Regions from separate parts of the Homo sapiens genome. Here region 1 is linked to region 2. A link is a contact called in ENCODE Hi-C data. All regions are on one chromosome and are shown on one strand. Each heading gives the region's core, a stretch centred on a gene start or an enhancer-like site at or near the end of the contact. The rest is flanking DNA. Distances are from core to core; before and after follow the strand shown. Region 1 holds the start of LINC03112 (long intergenic non-protein coding RNA 3112). Region 2 overlaps DHRSX (dehydrogenase/reductase X-linked).

Region 1 (6,523 bases), core at 251-2,750, 380 kb after region 2:
TAACTTTAGCAAATGGTAAGATAAAAATGTACTCCTTTGTCCTGTAAAAGAAGTTGGGAATGTGAGTCGGGCTGGCACAGCCGTCCTGCTGTATCATCAGCCACCCTGATACCTTTGCTCAACGTGTTCTGCCATGCTTAGAATACAACTTCTGGCCGGGTGCGGTGGCTCATGCCTGTAATCCCAGCACTTTGGGAGGCCGAGGTGGGCGGATCATGAGGTCAGGAGTTCGAGACCAGCCTGGCCAACAAGGTGAAACCCTGTCTTTACTAAAAATACAAAAAGTAGCCTGGCATGGTGGTGCATGCCTGTAATCCCAGGTACTGGGGAGGCTGAGGCAGGAGAATCACTTGAACCCGGGAGGCGGAGGTTGCAGTGAGCCAAGATTGTGCCACTGCACTCCAGCCTGGGCCACAGAGCAAGACTCCATCTCAAAACAAACAAATAAACAAACAAACAACACACAGACAACTTCTATCCTGTAGGAGACTTCCTGCTTCGAACTGGCTGCTGGGACTCCAGCCATCACGTCATTATCCCAGGCAGGTTCAGGATGAAGCAAAGACCAAAAAAAAAAAAAAAAGAAAGAAAAAAGAAAAATGATTCTGCCTCCAGGAGTGGAGTGCATAGTTAGACTGCTGCATTCCTCAAACCCCTGAGGTGGGCCCCAGGGTGCGGGGCCAGCCCCTCTGGCCTTGCCTGTGTCTGATCCAGGGGCACAGGTGGCCTGGGGAGAGACGGAGTCACCCGCAGGCCTGAGACAGCACAAGACCAGTGTTACCGAAGGGCCCCTGACGCAGCCTGCTGGGGTGAGTCGCCAAGGACCAGGACTCAGCCAGGCGACCCAGATAGGGGTCTTACCCCCAACCCCAAACCACGACCACAAGTCCTCACTCCCAACCCTGTCTCTGAGCTTGCGGCAGAACGTCCTTGGTCCCGCGCAGAGCGGGTATCCGCAGTGTGTCTCAAAGCCCCCCACCCCCGCCATCTTTCACCACTGAGCGCCCCCAGCTCGGACGCTCCAGAAAGGACCAGGGGCCGTGGCTGCCTGTCAAGGCCTACGCCTTTCTAAGCAGGGAGGGGATTGCACTTTGCACCCCTTGGGGATCGCCCTGAGCGCCCCGTGAGCAGCTGGAAGGGGGCCCCATAGTTTTCCGAGCAGAGGAGCAGGAAGAGTTTCATTTCCTCCCCGTTGGGGCTGCCTGGGGGGGGTGCCTGTTAGGAACAGAGAGGGGACAGCAAGGGCGGGCGCGGAGAGGCCCACACCTCTCCAAGAAGGGCAGCGGTTTCTCTTGGCTCCAGGTAGGGGCCGCCCTGGGGCGTGCATTTAAGGGGCTGTAGAGAGGGAGGGACCCGCACTTTCCCGAGAATGTTGGGGGTTTCACTTTGCTCTAGTTGGCGGCATCCTGGCGACGGGCTTGTGGGCGGGGGGCACTCACAGTTTCCTGAGAAGGGAAGGAGGGCGTCCCGTGGTCCCCTCGGCGCGGCCCGAGCCACCTCCGCCCGCCCCCTCCTCTGTCCCCTCCCCGGGCCCGGCGTTCCCTCCCCTTCCGTGCGCCAGTGGAGGCCGGGGTGGGGCGGGGCGGGGCAGGCGCAGCCTGGGCTGAGTTTGCAGGGCTGCTCCCCTCACCCAACCCCTTCGAGTCCTCCGCGGGCTCCGCCCCACCCGGCCCGTGGGGGAGGTTCCGTCCCGCCGCCTTCGCCCGCGCGCTGCACTCGCGGACGATCTCTGCTCGCCTTGGGCGCGCCGTGGCGCGCGGGGCCGTGCTGGCGCTGCGGCTCCTCGGCCTGCTCCGCCGTCTGGTGGCCGCCCCGGTGAGCGAGCGGCGGGATCCGGGTGGGAGGACGCGGGGGGTGGCGCGGGCTGGGCCTGGGGATCCGCCTGGGGATGTGGGGTGCAGGGGCGGGGCGCCCCGCGGGGACACCCGGCCCCTCTTCCGTGCCCGGCGGGACGCGCTGTGCCCACGGGGACCCAGGTCCGGAGGAGGCGCCCACTTTCTCCCCAGCGCTCTTCCTGGGGCCAGGTGGGAGCCGTTTCAGAGGAAAAAGCCAGCGTTTCTTTCGTAAACCAAAAAGTATCTGGGACAAGTCCCAATCCTTTTGAGTTGATTCGGCGAAGATCAGGAAGGAGCCCGGGAGACGGGTCTATGCCTTTCTCCAAAGATACTATTGAGAGCTTCGGTATTTAAAGGGGGAAAGCACGCTGGAGGGGAAAGAAGGAGGAAGGCTCATTTTACCGAATTCACCTGTTGCAAAAGAAAAGCAGCAGGTAGAATAGTCAATTATGTATTTGTCTTGCGCTCACTAAATTGGCACTTTACTAAGATAAGGTCAACAGAGAGTTATTGCACTGTCTGCTTGGGAACAGAAGGAAAGACAGCTTCCTGCCTGACTCAGCTTCCAGCTTTATTATTATTATTATTAATTATTTTGGCAGAGTGAACTGGGGTTCCAAGTTTTAATTTTCCTTCTACAGTTTGCAGAATCGCAAACTCTTAAATTTAGGGGAACCTGGGGAAGAGGTGGCATCCGATTCCCCCCCAACCCTGGTGACGTTCTTATGGATCTTATGGATACTGCAGTCTCTCTTCTCTTTCTGTCTCTCCTCTCTTCTCTTTCCTTTCTCTCTCTCCTCTTCTCTCCCTCTTCCTCTCTCTCTCCTCTCCTCTCTCTCTCTTCTCTCCTGTTCCCTCTCTCTCTTCTCTCTCTTCTTTCTCTCGCTTTTCTCTCTCCTCACTCTCCTCTCTCCCTCTCTCTCCCCTCTTTCCTCTTTCTCTCGCCTCTCTCTCACCTCTCTCCTCTCTCCCCTTTTCTCTCTCTCCCCCTCTTCTCTCTCTCCCCCTCTTCTTTCTCTCCTTTTCTCTCTCGTCTCTCTCTCCTCTCCTCTCTCCTCTCTCTCTCCTCTCCTCTCTCTCCTCTTTTCTCTCTCCCATCTCTCTCTCTCCTGTCTCCTTCTCTCTTGTCTCTCGCCTTTCTCCTCTCTCTATCTCCTCACTCTCTCCTTCTCTCTCCTCTCTCTCTTGTCTCTCTCCCGCCTCTCTCATCTATCTCCTCTCTCTCTCCCCCCTCTCCTCCCTCTCCTCTTTCTCTCCTCTATCTCCTCTCTCCCCCTCTTTCTCTCTCCTCTCTCTCTCTTACTCCCTCTTTTTCTGTCTCATGCTCATCTTTTACTGTTTTCACCTGAGGGAAGAGTGATGAGAAGATAGGAATTCACGTTTTCTGAAGTATTTAGAAACGTGGGGCCGTGGTGTTTTCTCCACCTGTTTTTGGGTCATTCCTTCCTCATTTCTCAGAACATTGGTATTAACAGCTCATTTCCCTCCTTTAAGGGCTGACTTTGACTTAGCGATGCCTTTCCTGATGGAGGAAACAGTGAGTAACTTTTTAAAGTCTCCTCTGTTGCTGACTTTGCTGATTGTCATTGAATTATTATCATTTTCAAGACATCTCTTTTGCGTGATAAATGGATTGAGTTTGGACAGTGGGAACATAGGAAGTATATGTGTTGTTTATTTTTGTTGTTGGATTTTTGATATATTTTTTTTTTGTTACCAGCATGCTGGTTTTTTTGTTTTTTTTGTTTTTTTTTTTTTTTGAAGTGTAGGTTCAGAGTCTCACTCTGTGGCCCAGGCTGGAGTGCGGTGGCGCGATCTCGGCTCACCGCAACCTCCGCCTCCTGGGCTTAAGCGATTCTTGTGCCTCAGCCTCCTGAGCATCTGGAATTACAGGCACCCACTACCACGCCCGGCTAATTTTTGTCTTTTTAGTAGGGGCTGGGTTTTGCCATGTGGAGCAGGCTGGTCTCTAACTCCTAAACTCAAGCTATGCACTCACCTTGGCCTCCCAAAGTGCTGGGATTATAGGTGCAAGCCATCACGCCCAGCCAGTATGCTGGCTTTTATTTTAAAATGGTTAGTCTTTGGAACAACGTAAGGCAAATGTGACTCCCTTGGCCAGGTCAGGCCTCGTGGGCATAGATCTGCGCAGTCACACAGGGACCTGTGCACACAAGGGTGCCATGCTGCTTTATTGCTGTGTTGCTGCCATCTTCAGATTCTTCATACAGTTGGAACAATGGGTCGCACATTTTCATTTTCACAGGCCCTCCCAAATTCTGGAGGTGGTCTGCACACCTGGTTTAGTTTTCTTTGAAAATACTTGAAGTTAAATCCTGTACCTGGAAGACAACAGAAGGGAATTGGCAGGAGGCTACGTGTATGGGTATCCCCACCATGACAAAAACAAGGGCCAGTTTTTACCTGTTTAGTGAACAGTCTCTGTGCAAATTGATATTTCAGTTTCTTTTCTCATCGCTATGGAAATTGATTTTTCATTTTCTGGTCGCTGTGGAAATTGATTTTTCATTTTCTTTTCTGGTCGCTATCAAAATTGATTTTTCATTTTCTGGTCGCTATGGAAATTGATTTTTCATTTTCTTGACTACTAGGTACTGATGATTGCAACTCTCATGTTTTACAAACAGGTGACCCAGCACCACCTAATGCCCCCAAACCAAAGCCAGATCCAAACCCCAACCGACCTGGTTTCACTGGTAAGAGCCTCTAACCCTACGGGTGGTCTCTATATTGTTTATTGTAACTTTATTTTATACTTATTCATAAGAATATTAATTCACATTTTCTCATGTTTTCTCATTTCTATCATATGACATTTACTGACAAATACTATTCTATCTAAATATATAATAAAATACATTAATTCCTTTAATCCCTAATGTTGAAAACATTGTGTCTTCTGACATTTTAGAATTATGAATTACAAAGCCAATTTGAGTCAACTTTGTCTACTCTTTTTCATTCCTTTGAAGAGATTTCTGGCATTCAAATTGTCTAGATCAATGCTCATGAGTACTTTTATAGCTTTTAACCTGGTTGGTTGTTTGCCCCAGAATTGCACCAATTTGATTTGATACCAGGGTGTCTGCAAATGTCCCTGTCTTCGAACCTTTTCCAGTAGCAATTATCACCTACAAAACCTTTGTCAAATAGTGTAATTATTATATCAAACCGGTCTTAGTTTTACATCTCTCATTCTGAAATGTAAAAAGCATAATGCATCCCAATGGGCCACGGAGACTTCTTCTTTTGTGTATTGGATGCTTTGGCTTTGATCCTTCAATTCATGGTGCCCGCCACCAGGCCCAGCTCATTTTTGTATTGTTAGTAGAGATGGGGTTTCACCATGTTGGCCAGGCTGGTCTGGAACTCCTGACCTCAGATGTTCTGCCTGCCTCAGCCTCCCTACCTACTGATGTATGAGCCTTCTTCAGTGATTTATCAATATTAAAGATTACCAGCCACTTATTATGAAAATGGTTTTGCACTTTATTTTTGCCTTTGAATATTTTTAACAGGAATGTTTTACAAGTGGTATGTTTATTTTTTTATGGTGTCTTATGTTTGTGTGGATATCCTGCTTTTTGTAACTTTTTTTCCTTTTAAATTGAGAATCATTTTGCTATTGTCCCTTCTCTTCAGAGAAGTAAAACCTTCTTTTTAATTTCATTTGAATTGTTTATCACCATAGGTTGATTGAAGGAATGGTAACACGTTTTCAATGTTGAGTTTTTTCTTTTATTTTCTTTCCTTTTTTTATTTTGGAGACAGAGTCTCTCTCTGTCGCCCGGGCTGGAGTGCAGTGGCGTGATCTTGGCTCAGTGCAACCTCCACTTCCTGGGTTCAAGCAATTCTCGTGCCTCAGCCTCCCAATTAGCTAGGATTACAAACATGCACCACCATGCCCGGCAAATTCTTGTATTTTCAGTAGAGACGGGGTTTTGCCATGTTAGCCAGGCTGATCTTGAACCCCTGACCTCAGGTGATCCGCCCATCTCAGCCTCTCAAAGTGCTGGGATTACAGGTGTGAGCCACCATGCCGGCCTGAGCTTTTTCTTTGAGATTCGATTTGTCTCTTCCTCTTGTTGATTCTGTCAATGGGTTTCTAAAGTGTTTTTTCCTTGTTTTTGTTACTCTGAATCCATTTTCATGTCCACTATTTTTCTGTTTATTTCTGTCATGTAGAAGAGATTGTGTATATATTTTTTGCAATCCATGAAATGATGACCCTTTGTTAAATTTCAATTTTTTTTCTCTTCATTTCTGACCTTTTCTAAGAAGTTGGTCATGTTATTTGGTAATGGGTTTTTAAAATTTTCCCTGTTCCTAGATTTATACGTTCTCTTTACAGTTTATTTGTAATTTAGTTCTATGGCCTTTGCTAGAAGACTCAGGACAACTTTTAATATGTAGAGTTGTAAATATGGTAGACAACTTTTTTTCCAGACATTAGGACAAAAACCCAAAGAGATTCACCTTTAAATAAAATAAGTCATTTCAATAAGTGTCTTTCTCTTCTAGTATACTTTTTTTCTGAACACATAGGTTCTCATACCATGAGATTTCTTATTTCTATACAATGTATGTGAAAAATCATGTGCTTTTTATTCATTGCTTGTGTATTTTAATATGGTTTTGAAAAAAAGATTCATTTTGATGTAGCCCCT
Region 2 (6,252 bases), core at 269-2,768:
TCTTTCTGCCCTTCTTTCCTTTTCTCTATTCCTCCCTTTTTCCTCCTCCTTCATCTTCTCCTCCTTCTTCCTTCTCCTCCTTTTTCTCTTTCTATCCCTCTGTCTTCCTCCTTTTATTTTTTCTCCTTTTCCTCATCTTCCTTTTTCTCTCTCTCCCTTCCCTTCCTCCTCTTCCCCTTCCTCTTTCTCCTCCTCTCTCTCTGCCCCCTCTATTATCAATTTACAGTATAATCCAGCTTTTCCTAAAAAAAAACTAGACAACCTTCACACTACACCCTTCTGTTTCTAAAAGTCTTCCTCTGAATCGAAATCACTCTTGTTCACTTGTGTGAGGCTGGGGGATTCCTGAATGAACTTGTATCCACTTGTTTTGAAAACAACAACAACTAAAGCAACAGAACTTCCTTTAGGATTCATATAGAGCATTCATATGGAATTACCGAGAACTATCTTCTTTTGTCCACAGCCCCAAAGCTGGGGCTCAATCCCCTGCAGTCCTGGGGTCTGGGGTCCTCACGCTTAGCACTCAAGAGAATGGGCCAGAGAGCTTGTAAAAACAACTGCACCCCTGGTATTTCTAACTCAGTGGATCTTAGGAGGCCCAAGAATCAGCATTTTTTTTTATTTTTTATTATTTATTTATTTATTTGAGATGCCAGGGCTGGAGTGCAGTGGCATGATCTTGGCTCACTGCAACCTCCGCCTCCCAAGTTCAAGCAATTCTCCTGCCTCAGCCTCCCGAGTAGCTGGGATTACAGGTGCCTGCCACTACATCCAGCTAATTTTTTGTATTTTTAGTAGAGACAGGATTTCACCATGTTGGCCAGGCTGGTCTCGAACTCCTGACCTCATGATTCGCCCATGTCAGCCTCCAAAAGTGCTGAGATTACAGGCATGAGCCATCGTGCCCGACCCAAGAATCTGCATTTCTAACGAGCTCCCAGAGGCTGCTGGTCTCAGAGACCACGCTGGGAACCTCACTCATTCTAGCTTCTTATGCAGCTCTGCAAACTATACACCATGGGCAAAATTCAGCCTGTACCTGTTTCTGTACAGGCTACTAGCTAAGAATGGTTTTATACTCTTAAAGTGTTGTTAAGAAAAAGAAAGAAAGAAAGAAAGAAAGAAATATGCCAAAGAGACTAGAGGTGGCCCACGAAGACTAAGACACTTCCTATCTGGCCGACCTCCTGTGTAGAGCAAGGAACTGTGGCTTCGCGGCAGAATTTCATTATCTGCCGCTGTGCAGCTGTGGCTGACAGACGCTGTCTTCCACACATTCTCGGAATGATGAAGTGGGCTTGCTTGGTGACGCCTTGTGCAGGGAAATGAAAGTTGTCTTCTGAATACACAAGACGGTCCTGTAAATCATGCTCCCTGTGGCTTAAATAACACATCCTGTTTTATCTACAGCTTTTTTTTTTTTTTAAATGACAATCTTTAGAGACTGGCAAGAGGACAGAAGATGTATAAATGTGAACCCAAATCCAAGAACGCAGTGTGTTCCCTTTTAACAGACACAAGAGCATCTTTGAAGTTCCAGACGCCCGGCTGGGGGGCGCTGGGGAGACGGTGCAGCACCATTTATGGTAAAATCTGCATCAAGCCACTCTTGAGTCCTGGAGAGTGTTGGAGCTGCAAGCTACAGAAACCATTTCAACTTCATTCAGTCCAATGAATGTTTATTAAATGCTCACCCGTATTTTGCCAGCTCTTGGGGCAAAGGAAGAGAATTTCAGAAATAACCCCTGCTGCCCAGGAGCTTCCAATAGACATGGGCAGTGGGTGGATGGTGAGGCACAAGTGCAGGAAAAAAAAAAGATGAAACACACACAAAATAGAAGATAGAGTTTCAAGTGTACTAAATAGAGCCACAAGCAATATAGTCAGAGAGAGGAATGAATGGCTCATAATTACATAATTACACAGAGCTTTACAGTGGAGAAAATGGTTTCCCATATATTCTGTCGGCAATGTTCACAACACTCTTATGTGATATTATTATCCAGAATTAACAAATTAGAAAAATGAGAGGCATAGCAGGGAAGGAGAGGAGAAGGGAGCTGTTGCAGGAAATAGCCACTGCCTGATTCTTCCAGGGACCCCTCCCTCGTCATCTCCCTTCTTTCTCTGCTTTGCTATCATGAGCCCTGATCCATGCACACAGCTGGATCCATGCACATGCATTCAATATCTCCCTCCCTGCCTTCACCCATGCACACAGCCCTGATCCATGCACACAGCTGGCTCCATACACATGCATTCTGCAGCTGCCTCCCTGCCTGCATCCATGCACACAGCCCTGATCCACGCACACAGCTGGCTCCATGCATGTGCATTCAATATCTCCCTCCCTGCCTTCACCCATGCACACAGCCCTGATCCATGCACATGCATTCAATATTTCCCTCCCTGCCTTCATCCATGCACACAGCCCTGATCCATGCACACAGCCCAGATCCATGCACACAGCTAGACCCACACACACACATTCAGTACCTCCTTCCCTGCCTTCCAGGCACAGAGCCCTGATCCACGCACACAGCTGTTTTAGGTTTTTTGCAGTAGTATTCAGAACAGCAAAGATATGCAATCAACCTAAGTGTCTGTCAGCAGAGGACTGGCTAATATAAAGAAAGTACAGTATAGTATATACACACCATGGAATATTATGCAGTCATATCAAAGAATGAAATCATGTCTTTTGCAGTGACATGGACAAACACTGCACGTTTCCACTTTTTATTTTATTATTTTACTTTTTATTTTTTGAGACGGAGTCTCACTCTGTTGCCCAGGCTGGAGTGCAGTGGCACGATCCCGGCTTACTGCAGTCTCTACCTCCCATGTTCAAGCGATTCTCCTGCCTCAGCTTCCCGAGTAGCTGGGACTACAGGCGTGTGCCACCATGCTGAGCTAATTTTTGTATTTTTAGTAGAGACGGGGTTTCACCATATTGGTCAGGCTGGTCTTGAACTCATGACCTCAGGTGATCCACCCGCCTCAGCCTCCCAAAGTGCTGGGATTACAGGCATGATCCACCATGCCCAGCCTGTTTCCACTTTCTAAGGTCCCTAGAGTCATCAGATTCATCAAGACAGAAGGCAGAATGGTGTTGCTAGGAGCTAGGAACAGCAGGGAAATTGGAAGTTGTATTTTAATGGAAACAGAGCTTCAGTTTGAAAAGCAGGCCGTTCTCCTAACAAACAACTCAGATACTGAAAGTCAAACACTGATCCTGCCATGTTCTCACTTGCAAGTGGGAGTTCACCAGTGGGTCTACACAGACACAGAGGGTGGATTGACGATGAGGACCCTGAAAGGTGGGAGGTTGGCAGGAGGTGGAGGATGAAAAAAATCACCTACAGGTATAGTATTCACAGCTGGGGTGAGGGGTTCACTAGAAGCCGGGACTTCACCGCTGTGCAATGTCTCCATGCAAGAAATCCGCACCTGTACTCCTTAAATTTATAATAAATAAGTGAATCAATAAATACATAAGCCGGGCTGGGTACGGTGGCTCACACCTGTCATCCCAGCACTCTGGGAGGCCGAGGCCGGCGGATCACAAGGTCAAGAGATCAAGACCATCCCGGCCAACATGGTGAAACCCCACCTCTATTAAAAATATAAAAATTAGCTGGGTGTGGTGAGACATGCCTATAATCCCAGCTACTCGGGAGGCTGAGGCAGGAGAATGGCTTGAACCCGGGAGGCAGGTGTTGCAGTGAGCCAAAATCATGCCACTACACTCCAGCCTGGGCAACAGAGCATCTCAGGGGAAAAAAAAAAAAAAAAGGGAACAAAAAAAGAAATCCGCACCTGTACTCTTTAAATTTATAATAAATAAGCAAATCAATAAATACATAAGCCAGGACGGGTGCGGTGGCTCACACCTGTCATCCCAGCACTTTGGGAGACCGAGGCGGGCGGATCACGAGGTCAAGAGATCAAGACCATCCCGGCCAACATGGTGAAACCCCATCTCTATTAAAAATATAAAAATTAGCTGGGTGTGGTGGGACATGCCTATAATCCCAGCTACTCGGGAGGCTGAGGCAGGAGAATCGCTTGAACCTGGGACGCAGGGGTTGCAGTGAGCTGAGATCGCGCCATTGTACTCCAGCCTGGGTGACAGGGTGAGACTCCGTCTCAAAGAAAAAAAATAAATAAATAAAATAAATAAATCCGCACCTGTACTCCTTAAATTTATAATAAATAAGTGAATCGATAAATACATAAGCCAATTGGTGAGATGACCCATAAAGACAAACAAAGCTTTGTGAGGGGAAAGCAAGCGCCCAGGAGAAGCCCTGTCTTCGGAGGTTTTGGCGCAGGCCTGAATGAAGGGAAGGAGAGGGATTGGATACCTGGGGGAAGGGCGTGCGTGGAGGAGGAAACAGCCAGGGCTGAGGCCTGCACATTGCAGGGAAAGGGTGAAGTCCCTGGTGGCTCTACCTGGAGCAATTTCTTCTTATTTTTTCTTTTTTTGAGATGGAGTTTCACTCTTGTCACCCAGGCTGGAGTGCAGTGGCGCGATCTCGGCTCACTGCAACCTCCTGCTCCCGGGTTCAAGCGATTCTCCTGCCTCAGCCTCCCGAGTAGCTGGGATTACAGGCGTCCGCCACCATGCCTGGCTAATTTCTGTATTTTTAGTAGAGACGGGGTTTCACCACGTTGGCCAGGCTGGTCTCGAACTCCTGGCCTCATGTGATCCACCCGCCTCAGCCTCCCAAAGTGCTGGGATGACAGGTGTGAGCCACTGCGCCCGGCCACCTGGAGCATTTTCAGTGGAGCATGGGGGACTGGAAGTGAATTGTATGAGCAATTCCTGTATGGGGATTTGCTGCAGCGGAGACTGTAGTCAGGGACAGTCCCCAGGGGAAATAGAAGGTCCAGAGAGGGTGGTTAGATTTGTTTATTAATAAAAAAAAAAAAAGAAATGGGGGGGCTGGGTAGGGTGTCTCATGCCTGTAATCCCAGCACTTCGGCAGGCCGAGGCAGGCGGCTCACTCGAGACTGTGAGTTCGAGATCAGCCTGAGTAACATATCGAAACCCCGTCTCTACTGAAAATGTAAAAATTAGCCAGGCGTGCTGGGAGGTAGCTGAGGTCCCAGCTACCCAGGAGGATGAGGCCGAATTGCTTGAACCCAGGAGGCGGAGGTTGCAGTGAGCCGAGATCGCACCACTGCACTCCAGCCTGGGCAACAGAGAGAGGTTCCATCTTAAAAAAAATAAAAATAAAAAAATTCCCAGTACCTGCATCCTTGATTTGATTAATTAACCTGTCACCCTCTCGGCACATCAATCCAAGTTCCAATCAACCCTAAGACAGACTTTCATTAGACTGCATGGCGGATACAAATACATGCTTAAGACAAGCAATGATACGAGTGGTCTACTTCATGGTGAAGTGGGCGCAGTCTACACTGCAAATTTGTTCATTTTGATGGCAGGCCTGATCACATGATTTCAAAGTGGTCAGGACTTGCTGGACATGAGCCCTGAATGGTGGAGCTGATACACTCAGCATTTACAATAGCTTTCTATTTTTTTTTTTTTTTGAGATGGAGTTTCGCTCTTGTCGTCCAGGCTGGAGTGCAGTGGCATGATCTGGGCTCACCACAATTTCCGCCCCCGGGTTCAAGCGATTCTCCTGCCTCAGCCTCCTGAGTAGCTGGGATTACAGGTGACTGCCACCACGCCTGGCTAATTTCTGTATTTTTAGTAGAGACTGGGTTTCTCCATGTTGGTTAGGCTGGTCTTGAACTCCTAACCTCACATGATCCTCCCCCTCAGCCTCCCAAAGTGTTGGGATTACAGGCATGAGCCACCACTCCCAGCCGATAGCTCTTTTTTGTAACACCCATTGATCTTGAGACAACTGGGGTGGGAAGAGAGGTAATAGCCACGTTCATTTGCTCCCTAGGAGGGGTATACATTGTAGGGGGTACTGAGTTTCACTGATGAAGCTGCGAGGAGCTTCCTAGAGGTCTGAAGAGCACACATGCCCTCTGAAATACTAAGCTACTCTCCTACGGAGGCTGAGACCATCTGCATGTCTCAGCATGAAGAATGGCCTGATGCATTTGTATACAGGACAAATCAAACCTCTCATCTTTATAAATGCACAAATCATAATCCCAACACTTTGGGAGGCCACAGCAGGAGGATCGCTTGGGGCTAGGAACTGGAGACCCGGCTGGACAACATAGCAAGACCTCGGCTCTACCAAAAAATTTTAAAAAATT

Evidence for each region. A loop is a pair of places that touch in the nucleus more often than their neighbours do. Pooled maps may share reads with other maps.
Region 1: a loop to region 2 is called in a pooled map, with 4 times the contacts of the local background. The contact joins the promoter of LINC03112 here to the enhancer-like site in region 2. A Hi-C loop is called at or near these places in 3 of 37 single-sample maps with no recorded cell type and 2 of 50 pooled maps.

What each region holds. Positions count from the first base shown.
Region 1 is chrX:2,607,667-2,614,189 of GRCh38, forward strand. It overlaps LINC03112 (long intergenic non-protein coding RNA 3112), which reads right to left and starts at 1,501. Exons shown (of 2, transcript XR_001755779.3): 1 at 1,440-1,501. MIR6089 (microRNA 6089) reads left to right here and starts at 1,525; the gene lies at 1,525-1,588. It overlaps LINC00102 (long intergenic non-protein coding RNA 102), which reads right to left. Exons shown (of 2, transcript NR_037842.1): 2 at 5,325-6,030. It also overlaps the pseudogene CD99P1. RefSeq lists an enhancer at 872-1,396.
Region 2 is chrX:2,231,958-2,238,209 of GRCh38, forward strand. The region is part of intron 6 of DHRSX (dehydrogenase/reductase X-linked); the gene reads right to left. Among named protein-coding and RNA genes, the nearest start is that of DHRSX, 270 kb to the right of the region's middle. Within about 2 kb of position 1,519, at least 2 of the 41 ENCODE cell types and tissues checked have a DNase peak (open chromatin) inside an H3K27ac peak, as active enhancers do.